Regions from separate parts of the Mus musculus genome. Here region 1 is linked to region 2. The links are chromatin loops, found by intact Hi-C in ENCODE. Cell type or tissue: heart. All regions are shown on one strand. Each heading gives the region's core, and the rest is flanking DNA. Links, peaks and the distances in the headings are about the cores only.

What was found. Hi-C counts contacts between places; a loop is a spot of excess contacts. Peaks named below come from ENCODE experiments on the same cell type or tissue, not always from the same donor. Only the 100,000 strongest peaks of a DNase experiment are listed, where the experiment ranks them.
Region 1: it touches region 2 in a loop (9-fold over the local background); 1 of 42 quality-filtered maps calls a loop at or near these places.

What each region holds. Positions count from the first base shown.
Region 1 is chr4:146,494,281-146,499,664 of GRCm38, forward strand. It overlaps the pseudogene Vmn2r-ps16. Among named protein-coding and RNA genes, the nearest start is that of Zfp981, 5.0 kb to the right of the region's middle. In heart, for the core only: no CTCF peak of the experiment used is centred there; no DNase peak of the experiment used is centred there.
Region 2 is chr4:145,431,206-145,436,589 of GRCm38, forward strand. It overlaps Gm42346, which reads left to right. Exons shown (of 3, transcript XM_030253952.1): 2 at 2,541-2,609. Among named protein-coding and RNA genes, the nearest start is that of Gm42346, 22 kb to the left of the region's middle. In heart, for the core only: no CTCF peak of the experiment used is centred there; a DNase peak (open chromatin) is centred at 3,076.

The DNA of each region.
Region 1 (5,384 bases), core at 197-5,196, 1.1 Mb after region 2:
ATGTTAGAGTTACATATTCTACCATTGGACATGTACTCCGGAGGCTAACACATGAAAATAAAGAGTTCAAATGTAGCCTTGCCTAATGACTGACATCCAAATCAGGCTGGATAACAAACATCATCTCTAGGGATTTTGTGAAAATCTGAAAAACAAAACTAGGAACAACCACACAAAACCCTTCACAAACACCTTACTTGGAAAGTATGAGTATACACAGTCTGATATTTAAATAAACAATGGATCACAGAGATGATCAGCATCCATGTTATACATTGCGGGGGTGGGGGTGGGGGGAAGATCACCACGTGAAAATGCAAAAGAAGATGACCAGGATCCACAGAAGGAGTATAACAATGGCCTAATAAAGTTTTGGGAATGAATTTGCCTCATATACATTAAACTTTAAAATCAACTTCAAATATTTCAAAATAAAACTCCCACAACTATTAATGATCAACTTCACTGCATTTGAGTGCACATTGTAAACCATATTCTACCTTCAAAGCCATGATGAAAAGGAGAAGGAGCAAGACCTTTTTTTTTTTTTGAAACTAGAGTCCTCATCAAATGGTCACATGAATAGTGTTTTTCTCTTGTGTGAGTTCTTTCCTACATTTACTTGTGAATGCATTCATTCCTGTTAAGGCATCTAAAAGCCTACTTACAGAATTCTTCTTTATCATGAATTTATTTATGTACCAGAAACAATACTGCATGAGTCACAAGGGTAACAGAAATCATTTCTTCATATTTGTTAGAACAGGCAGGCAAAATCCTGGACATATCACACCAAGCTTCAGGTGTCATGTGGGAGGTTTTATTGACAGAAGCAGTGTCTGAGAGGGGTGAGAGGTCAGAAGAAGAGAAGGGTCTGTGCGACGAGGGAACACTCTTTTATTCAGTCCATGAGGCTGGGAAGCGTGTGAAAGGGAATTGGTGCCCTGGCAACAGATACAGGGGCAGTGCTGTTGCCTACAGATGAGGAGTGTCCTCACTGGGTCTAGAACCTAACTGTAAAGACACTTCTAGCTGTCCACAGATGCACCCGATGCTAAGCACATTGCTTATATTTGTAGGATTTCTCTTCAATATAAATTCTTTTATGACATTTTTGTGATAGTGACATGAAAAGGCTTTACTGGATTGATTACTTTTATAGGGTTTGGCTTCAGTGTGAATTCTTTTCTTTTTGTAGACTCTAGAGACCAGTTTTTTTTCCATATTGTGTCCCAGTCTAATCTTGTAGGACATTTGTCTGAGGGAAATGCAAAGGCAGATACAGATTAACACGTTCTCTTTCCTTGGAAATATCGACCTAAAGGAAGCACAAATGTTTTATGCAAACTTCCACTAATATGCAGCATTTATAAAATGAGTTTCAATAACAACAATGACAACAAACAGACTCCTGAACAGAAGTGGAGTGCTCTTCATGTACAAAATTTAATATTTGTGACCCTTGTGACTCACACAGTACTGTTGCAAAATCATGTTTTGTACATTAGTAATGCTCACAACCCTAATTTGAGAGGCTGAAGTATGCTCATGTCATTGTGGACACTTTCAGAACAATTCCCCTTATGTACATTGATGCAAAATACTCAATAAAATACTCAAATACTGAATCCAAAAGACATCACTAAGAATCTATCCAAAATGACGAAGATTGTTTTCTCATCCAATATATCTTGAAGAGTTTCCATTCCCTCTATTCTTCTCAGTTCCTGTCCACTTTTTCTCCCTTCTGGATCTAACCCCTTTCTGTATCTCAGTAGGAAAACAAACAAGCAAATAAACAAACAAACAAAATCCATAGACTCACTAATTGACAAATCTGCCCCCAAAAAGCTAAGGTAAAAGTTATAATATATTTCAAAACAACTGGTCCAAGCATTAGTATTTGTACATCACCCTATCTAGTCTCAAATTTCTGATCTATGTTTGTGCAATTTTTGTGTGAAATATTTTGCTGATTGCTGATAAAGTATATTTTCCTATTGGTCATTATGAGTGAAGATATCAAAAAGCTAAAATTTCAAAGGGGAAGAAATTTTTTGGCTCAACTCTGAGTTCATTACTTAGAATGAAAGATGATGATTGATGTTTACTGGATAGGTGATATAAATGTGGGAGTCTCTGCAAACACTAGTTCTGGTAGCGTAACAATCCATGAGACAAAAAAGAAATCTAGTTCAATACCTCTCTGTAATTATTTCAGCACTGGTTGTGGGTGTGTTGTGGGTTATAGCCAATGAAATTCCTACAGCACTCAGAGAAAATCTTTCCCAGTGCCTGTGTTAACATCTGAAGTAAAAAGTCTCCTGGTACTCAGAAGTCAAGATAAACTGCAAAGCCCCATGGGACAATTAACCACACACAAGATAATGACTGGGAAGAACACTGGATGGAGCCTGTCCCTGCTCAGGTGATAAGCAGAAGAGAAATGAGTGGGAGGCAGGCTTTGTATAGGGTTTAGTTATAGGTGATGGATTTTCAGGATTGGAAATATCTGCGGTTGGAGATTGCTGGTATTTTATGTTCTGAGCTTGAGCAAACTCAGGGATTTCTGAGTAGTTAAAACCTGTAAGTATGCTAACCATTCTCCCTGTAGACAATGTTGAGTGTAACTTTAGATTCTGACCCCAGGGTGGTTTATTTTAGATATAATTAAGCACAGTATAATTTTGGAAAGTTAGTTCTTGGTAATAATTGTCTCAATCCTCTGTGCACAGTGAAGATGAAAGTGTGACTACCTCAAAAGTCTTTTGCAAAGTACATGTGAGTCTTTCTTAAAGTTGGATTCTAAAACTAAAGGGCCTAGAGGAGGATCAAGTATACAGTGTTGAGGACACCAAGCTACAAGGTACATCTCCTGCAAGGTGTGTTTGTATTGCCTGAGAAACAATGATCAAGGGAAGATTGACTGGGACAATGTCATAGTTTGGGACCTTCAGGTGTTTTGTGGCACTACATCTAGCACAGCTCACCATGCCACTTACTATATCCATTCCCTCACTTCTGGTCAGAAAAAAAGTGTACTTCTCTTCTACTGAAGAGAGAACTCTGGGATTTTATATTCCTGGTTACCTTAGAGCTTATTTTTGACCACAAGGTCCTTTTGCTCTCTACAGAAAAAATATATTTTATGGATGTTTCTAGTTCTTAAGATGTTAATGTTGTGTTAGTGTAAATAGAAAGACAGTCAAATATTTTTAAAGAATATAAATTATGTTGTTCAGATATACAAAGTGTGATTATGAAAGAACCTAGTGGGGAAACCCCCACTCAGCTCCCAATTCAGCGTGCACCCAAGAATCACGAATAGAACACAACACATTGATGTAACAACACGAGGTATTTTAATGGTGGAGCTCCGGGTCGAAACTTATCTCACACAGGAGACAGTGGATTCGACCACGAGGCTTGGAAGCTAGGGGTTTTTAATAGAAAAGGAGTGGGGCTGGGGGAGGAATTGGCGCAGTTTCACGTGATTCGTCCATTTAAACATCAGCAGCCTGTAACATTTAACTTAGGTCAGAGGGGAGGGAGATAGGGAGGCGATGGGCCTGCCCGGGCATGTCCTAGTCTGTTCTGCTATGTTCTCAGCCCCAGGTTTCAAAGCTCACGAACAACTCTTTGGGCTATTTGACGTACATTACATGAATCACAGGTCTCAAGTTTTATTTCATTTCAATTACATTGCTTGACTCTATAGACATCAAACATGCAAGTGTTGCTGGCATAATCCCAGCAATCAGAACATTGGGGCAGGTGTATTATTCTTCATTTGAGGCCAGACTATTCTAAGTCAAAGTGACTTTCCACCCTGTGGGCCCCAATTTCCTCTTTTGGCCTTTCTGAACTCTTCACATGGGTTGAAGTTAATTTTCCAAACTTTTATGCAGGTGTGTCTCTGTATTTTTAAATGTTTACTGCTATATTGGTAGATAACTAAGTGCTAGCAGGATCTTGATATTGTCATTTCTATGGCCCATCACCAGGCTTACATTTGTAAATACTTGTCTCCACACCTGCTGAGATATTTGAATGGCAGGCAGCTCTCTATGCCTAGAGGTAATCCACAGAATTCTGGAGATGTCTCACACCTGATTGCTTGTAAGAAAAAACCTAACATTCAATTCCTGGGACAAGAATTGGAGGGTGGAATTTCTGGATGGAAAAAGTGATGTAGGGAAGAAAAAGCAGGTGGAACAGATTTAGTGTGAGACATAGAAGAGAACAGATAAGTGGGAACAGGGGCAGAGAGGTAAAGAGCAAGCTATGAATGAGGTCATAGGCTTGAATAGTCTGAAATTTAAATGATGATTGGTAGACTGCTCCAATGAAAGGCCTGTGCTTTAAATTATATAGAAAACTCCTTCACATAATTTATAACACTGGTGTGTGCACAAGTACTCCCACTACACTCACGTACATATGCAATGTGCATATATATATATATATATATATATATGTATATATATATATATATATATATATATATATAATCACAAGGGTGCTTTGGGTATTTAAGTCAAATTAGATATTGATTGGTTATTCACGATAAATTCATGACATCATTGACCTAGCATATTTTGGAGGAAGGACAAATTTTAGATCAATGTCTTTTTTGTTGGTTCTGTTATATATTTCACTTTTTGTTGCTTGCAAAGCCCTTTCCATAATGAGGACTGTGGAACATAAGAGCCAATGTTCTTGGAGGCACCAGCTTGACCTCTTCATACACAGTGAGTTGTGTAAGTCTGCTTGTTAACAATGAAGACTTATTGTCAGTTTCTAAAAAGCAACACCTTTATTGTCAATGCCCTGCAGTGTTTGCTTACATTTATGAAACCACTTTGTAGAACAACTCAGTTGATAAAACCCAGTGGAAAAGACACGATCAACTGGAACTCCATCTCTGTCAGAATTCAGAGACTTCATTAGAATCACCTTCATACACTTATAAGCTGGTTCGTTTTGTTTTTTTTTTTTTTTTAAATTCCAAACACCTTATTAAGAATACAGCCAGCCAAAGTCCATGGAGTCTTGTACCATGGTGCTTTTCTATGCATTGGCAGAGCCACAAGTGTGGCAATGCAGTGTACAAAAGTTCTTACCTTCTAATAGATGGTGATTTTTCTTGGACCTTACAACCGGAATGAATGCAACTTGAAGAAATTTAAGATTTAAAACTCCAGTTCTACTGTGTATTCAACTTTATGGTTTAGCATTTTTTTCAAAGAACAATGTAAAAACAAACGTTATTTTCCTTGTATTTCTCTTGTTACCAACTTTTAAAACCTAACATGATGCATTGGTGCAATGATAATTTATTGATACAGTGGTAATTTATGTACTTTTTCAAGGCATGTCCAGAA
Region 2 (5,384 bases), core at 116-5,115:
GTATAAGCTTGTAATCCCACCAACAATGGAGGAGTGTTCCTCTTTCTCTGCATCCTCTCCAGCATCTGCTGTCCCCTGAATTTTTTATTTTAGCCATTCTGAGTAGTGTGAGGTGGATTCTCAGGGTTGTTGTGATTTGCATTTCCCTGATGATTAACGATGTTGAACAGTCTTCTAGGTGCTTCTCAGCCATTCCATATTCCTCAGTTGAGAATTCTTTGTTTAGATCTGAGCCCCATTTTTAAATTTTTTTTTTTATTTTCTGGAGTCCATCTTCTTGAGTTCTTTATATATATTGGATAATCCTCCCCTAACATCATTTTAATTCATCATCTTCTTTGACTGAGGCATCCATCTCCTCTACCTTTTCTTTAAGTCTGATAATCTGTCTCCCACAGGTTCTCTATGTATTATTTTTATTTGCCTTACTGCATTTTGTTTTCAGGGTCTTTTGGGGAGGACATTTCTAAGCACCTATTGAACTCAATTTAAATATTTTATATTGTCGACATTTCCTTCAGGAATCTGGTATTATTTTCTTGTTCATCATTCATTTTCTTCCTCTCTGAGTGGATTTTCATGGTTTACAAACTTTAATCTCCTTGATCATGACTGTGGCTTTTCAATTCTTTATCTTGGATATCATGTAAATTGTGCTCCTTATAGGGTACATATATGGTTTGAAGTTTGAGACAAGGACATTTTATCGTAGTTTCTGTTTGTTTTGGGTTCTGAGCATCAGAATTTAGAGGAATTGCTTAATTGTGTGCATTTTTAGTCCAGAGGGCTAGACTCAAAATATGAGAAGTTAGGAAGGATCCATTGTATCTGAAGGGTTCAGAACCCAGGTGCAGTGTCCTACTACATCCAGCTCTGGTCTAGTCTGGCAGCAACTTTGTGGAGAAGCTGTGCAGAGTAGGTCCAGGGAAGTTGTGTGAAAGGCAGCCTGCAACAGAGTTGGGGGAGGGGTTCCTGATGGGGACTGTGGGATTCCTGCATGAATTGATGAGTTTAAGGAAAAGACAAATTAAAAGCAAAGGAAAAACAAGCAAGCAAGCAAACAAGCAGAAATCCAAAACAAAAAAATTGCTGTGAATAACTGGGAAGCTAATGAATTAAAAGGTCCGGAAGTAGGTGGGCCTAGAAGAATTCCAGGAAGCTGTTGAATATTGGGCGGGTCCAGAAGGAGGGGCTAGGCAGAAGTAAAAGGAAGTTCTGCCATTTCATCATTCTCTTTGTTTCTCCGCTGCCTCGTGGTAAGGAACTCCTGGTGGAAGAGTCATGCCCAGTACTTGCGGCACCTGAAAACTTCCTTAAGCAGCTGTTGTTGTGCTGGCCTCCTAGGATATTCAGCAGCTGGTCCTGTCACCTTCCAGGTCAGAGGAGCGCTGGGCTGGGAAATGGGCAGGAGCAAGGCCAGCATGTGGAACAGTGGTGCATTTTCTGCCGCCACTCTTACAATTTTGTTGTGGATATCTTACCATTGTCAGGAAGTTTGAGACCCTGTGAATTGGGTTCAAGGTCATGTTTTAATAAATTTTATGATTGCCAGAATATTTTTTTTAATAACCCCGTTAGATCTGTGGCCGTCTCCATAGTTTTAAATAGGGATGTAAATGTATATAGGGAAATGTAAATGAGGAAAATACCTAATAAAAATATTTTTAAAAAAAGAAAGTTACTGTGAGGGTGTCTTAAGATGTCTGTTGAGAGTGAATTGTCTGATATGAGGTGGTTTTCTCCAGAAGGTCTACTTGCTTTCTGAATCACCTATTCTGTCCACTCTAAATGTTTTCCTGTCCTTGACCTGTGTTCTTATTGATGCTCTGTGTTGCATTAGTCCCCACTAGAGTGAAATAATTATTGTTGACCTTCTCTGTACTGGTTGCTTTAGTTTTGAGTCTGCTTGCCTTATTTCTGAGGTATGTTTCTTCTCTTATATTCTTGAGAGCTTTTATACTGAGCAGTGTCTATTTTTTACTGTATAAGTAAGTTTCATTCTCCTATTGTCACTGTAATTTGGGAGGATTCCTGACTACATCTATTAACCTAGGCCTAGTCATGTAAGCTTCTACTCTCCATACAGTATTATCTAAGGCCTGGTGTGTTTTCAGCCTCTGAAATTTGCTGCTGAATAAGCTCCCCCTTTTTTATTCCTTCTCAATGCTTACCTGAAATGAATGAAACACCATTCAACTCTGGGCATGATTCATGGTAGGCACTAGCCATTTGTCCTTGACTCTAGTCCCAGGAAGATAAGTTCTCAGTAACAAACCTGATAATAGTGTTTTACAGCCTGGATGCATATGCTCTGTGTTTATGCCAGGTGCCCACTGAGGTCAGAAAGCGTCCTCAGATTATACTTATATTCCTTACTACACTAAATATGTCATGCCATGCTCTCATGTCTGTAGAAGTGTTGACAAGATTCTTTGTATCATTTTGCTTTTAATGTTCTTTTATGTGGTTTATCATTGTCTATTACGTAGTTGTAGTAATTTCATTTTTGTATTTTTCAAACCCTGTTGTGAAACTTCAAGAAGAGTTCCAATATTTGAAACAGGGAAAAAAGAAAAAGGATGAGTTCTTCTCTGGTAAACACTCCACAGGTCAGTGTGCTGTCCACATTTCTTTGAAAAATCCTTTTTCATTCAAACCACTGCATAGTTCTGTTATCTATATGTGGTCATATTATCTAAGAGGATTTTTTCTAATCTCTTCATTTTCTTCTGGGATGAGGAGAATTTAACGGTTTGGTCTTTTCACATATATAACACCATTATATTTTCCGTGCAATTTCCATGGACTGAAAACCTGCAAATCTCAATGGTAATCTATTGTAAATGATGCTCAAAAAATATATCGATTGCGAATTTTTATTTTGGATCGAATTTTGACCTTTTATATTAGTGTGGAAGGAAGGTCTCCTGTGTCACTTAATTTGCATTGGGGTTCCTGTGCTCAGTCTGATGGTTATCTGCAAGCACCACAAATGGATTTGTATTGGTCAGACTGTGGCATGGCCTCAGGGGATAGCACTACCAGGCTCCTTTCAGCAAGTGCGTCTTGGCATCTGTAATAGTGTCTCGGTTTGGTGTCCGAAGATGGGATGGATCCCTAGGTGGGGCAGTCTCTGGATGGCCGTTTCTTCAGTTTCTGATCCATTCTTTGTCCCTGCATTTCCTTTGGAAAGGAACCATTCTGGGTTAAAAATCTTTAGATGGGTTGGTGGCCCTTTCTTCAACTGTGGTCCTTGCATATGCACTGGAATTCACTTTGTAGTCCAGGCAGGCCTTGCACTCAGAAATCCACCTGCCTCTGCCTCCAGAGTGCTGGGATTAAAGGGGTGGGCCACCTAGCCAGGCTCATTTATGTTTCAAATGCTATCCCTGTTCCTAGTTTCCTCTCTGATAATCCTCTATCCTCTCCCACCTCTCTCTGCTCCCCAAACCACCCACTCCCTCTTTCTGGCCCTGGCATTCCTCTATACTGGGGCATAGAATCTTTGTAAGTCCTAGGGCCTCTCCTCACACTAAGCCTTCCTCTGTTACATATGCAGCTAGAGACACAGTCCAATCATGTGTTTTCTTTGCCTGGTGGTTTAGTCCAAGGGAGCACTGTTTGTACTGGTTTGTTCATATTGTTGTTCCTCCTATAAGGCTGCAGACCCCTTCATCTCCTTGGGTAGTTTCCGTAGGTCCTTCATTTGGAACTCTGTGCTCCATCCAATAGATGACTGTGAGCATCCACTTTCTTTCTTTCTCTCTTTTTCTCTCTCTTCCTTTCTTCCTTCCTTCCTTCCTTCCTTCCTTCCTTCCTTCCTTCCTTCCTTCCTTCCTTCCTTTCTTTTTCTTTACTCCTCTCCTCTCCTCCCCTCCCCTCCCCTCCCCTCCCCTCCCCTCCCCTCCTTTCTTTTCTTTTCTTTTCTTTTCTTTTCTTTTCTTTTCTTTTCTTTTCTTTTCTTTTCTTTTCTTTTCTTTTCTTTTCTTTTCTTTTCTTTTCTTAAGACAGGGTTTCTCGGTATAACCCTGGCTGTCCTGGAACTCACTTTGTAGACCAGGCTGGCCTCGAACTCAGAAATCCTAATGCGTCTACCTCCCAAGTGCTGGGGTTAAAGGCATGCTCCATCACCTCCTGGTTGAACATCCAGTTTATTTGCCAGGAAATGGTATAGCTTCAGAGGAGACAGGTATGTCAGTGTCCTGTCAGCAAAATCTTGTTGACAGTTGAAATGGTGTCTGGTTTTGGGGGTTGTTTATGGGATGGATCCCTGGGTAGGGCAGTCTCTGGATGGCCCTTCCTTTAGTCTCAGCTCCAAACTTTGTCTCTGTAACTCCTTCCATGGCTGTGTACCCTATTTTTTTTTGTTTTTAATATTTATTTATTATATGTAAGTGTACTGTCGCTGTCTTCAGACACTCAAGAAGATGGCATCAGATTTCGTTACAGATTGTTGTGAGCCACCATGTGGTTGCTGAGATTTGAACTCAGGACCTTTAGAAGAGCAGTCAGTGCTCTTAACCGCTGAGCCATCTCACTAGCCCCCATGTACCCTATTTTTAATAGGGTTATTTGGTTCTCTAGAGTCTAACTTCTTGAGTTCTTTCTATATAGTGGACATTAGCCCTCTGTCAGACAGAGGAATGGTTAAGATCTTTTACCATTTTGTGGGTTGCTGTTTTGTCCTATTGACAGTGTCCTTTGCCTTACAGAGGCTTTTTAATTTTATGAGATCCCATTTGTCCATAGTTGACCTTCGAACTTGAGCCATTTCTGTTTTGTTCAGGAAATTTTACCCTTTGCAGATGTGTTGAAGGCTTTTCCCCCCTTTCTCTTCTAGTAGATTCAGTGTATCTGGTTTTATGTGGAGGTTCTTGATCCACGTTGACTTGAGCATTGTACAAGGCGGTAGGAGTGAATCAATTGGCATTCTTCTACATGTGGACTGACACTTGAACCAGAACCATTTATTGAATATGGTGTCTGTTTTTCACTGGAAGGCTTTGGCCATATATTTGCTTCTGTTTATCTGTTTGGGGTGTAGATGTACACCAACTTTGTGTGATGTCTTTCTAGCATTTCTCTTCTTTGCCTTTTACATAATATTATCCTTTTGGCAATAGTATAAGGTTTGCCTAAGGAAAGAAGAATTCCATGCTAATCTGTGCAGTCCTCAGATACTGTCAGAGGAAACTCTTCCTATTTCAGTCTGACCCGTTCTTGATGTGTGTCCTACTTCTGTAATGTAGAAGGGTGATATTTTTTTCACTTTTTTTCTAGGACTCATCACATCTTCTTCAATTGTGATGGATTTGTGTATACCTCTCTATAGTACTGCATAAGGGAACACTGCAGTCATTGTCATACATGGCAGTGTCTCCTTT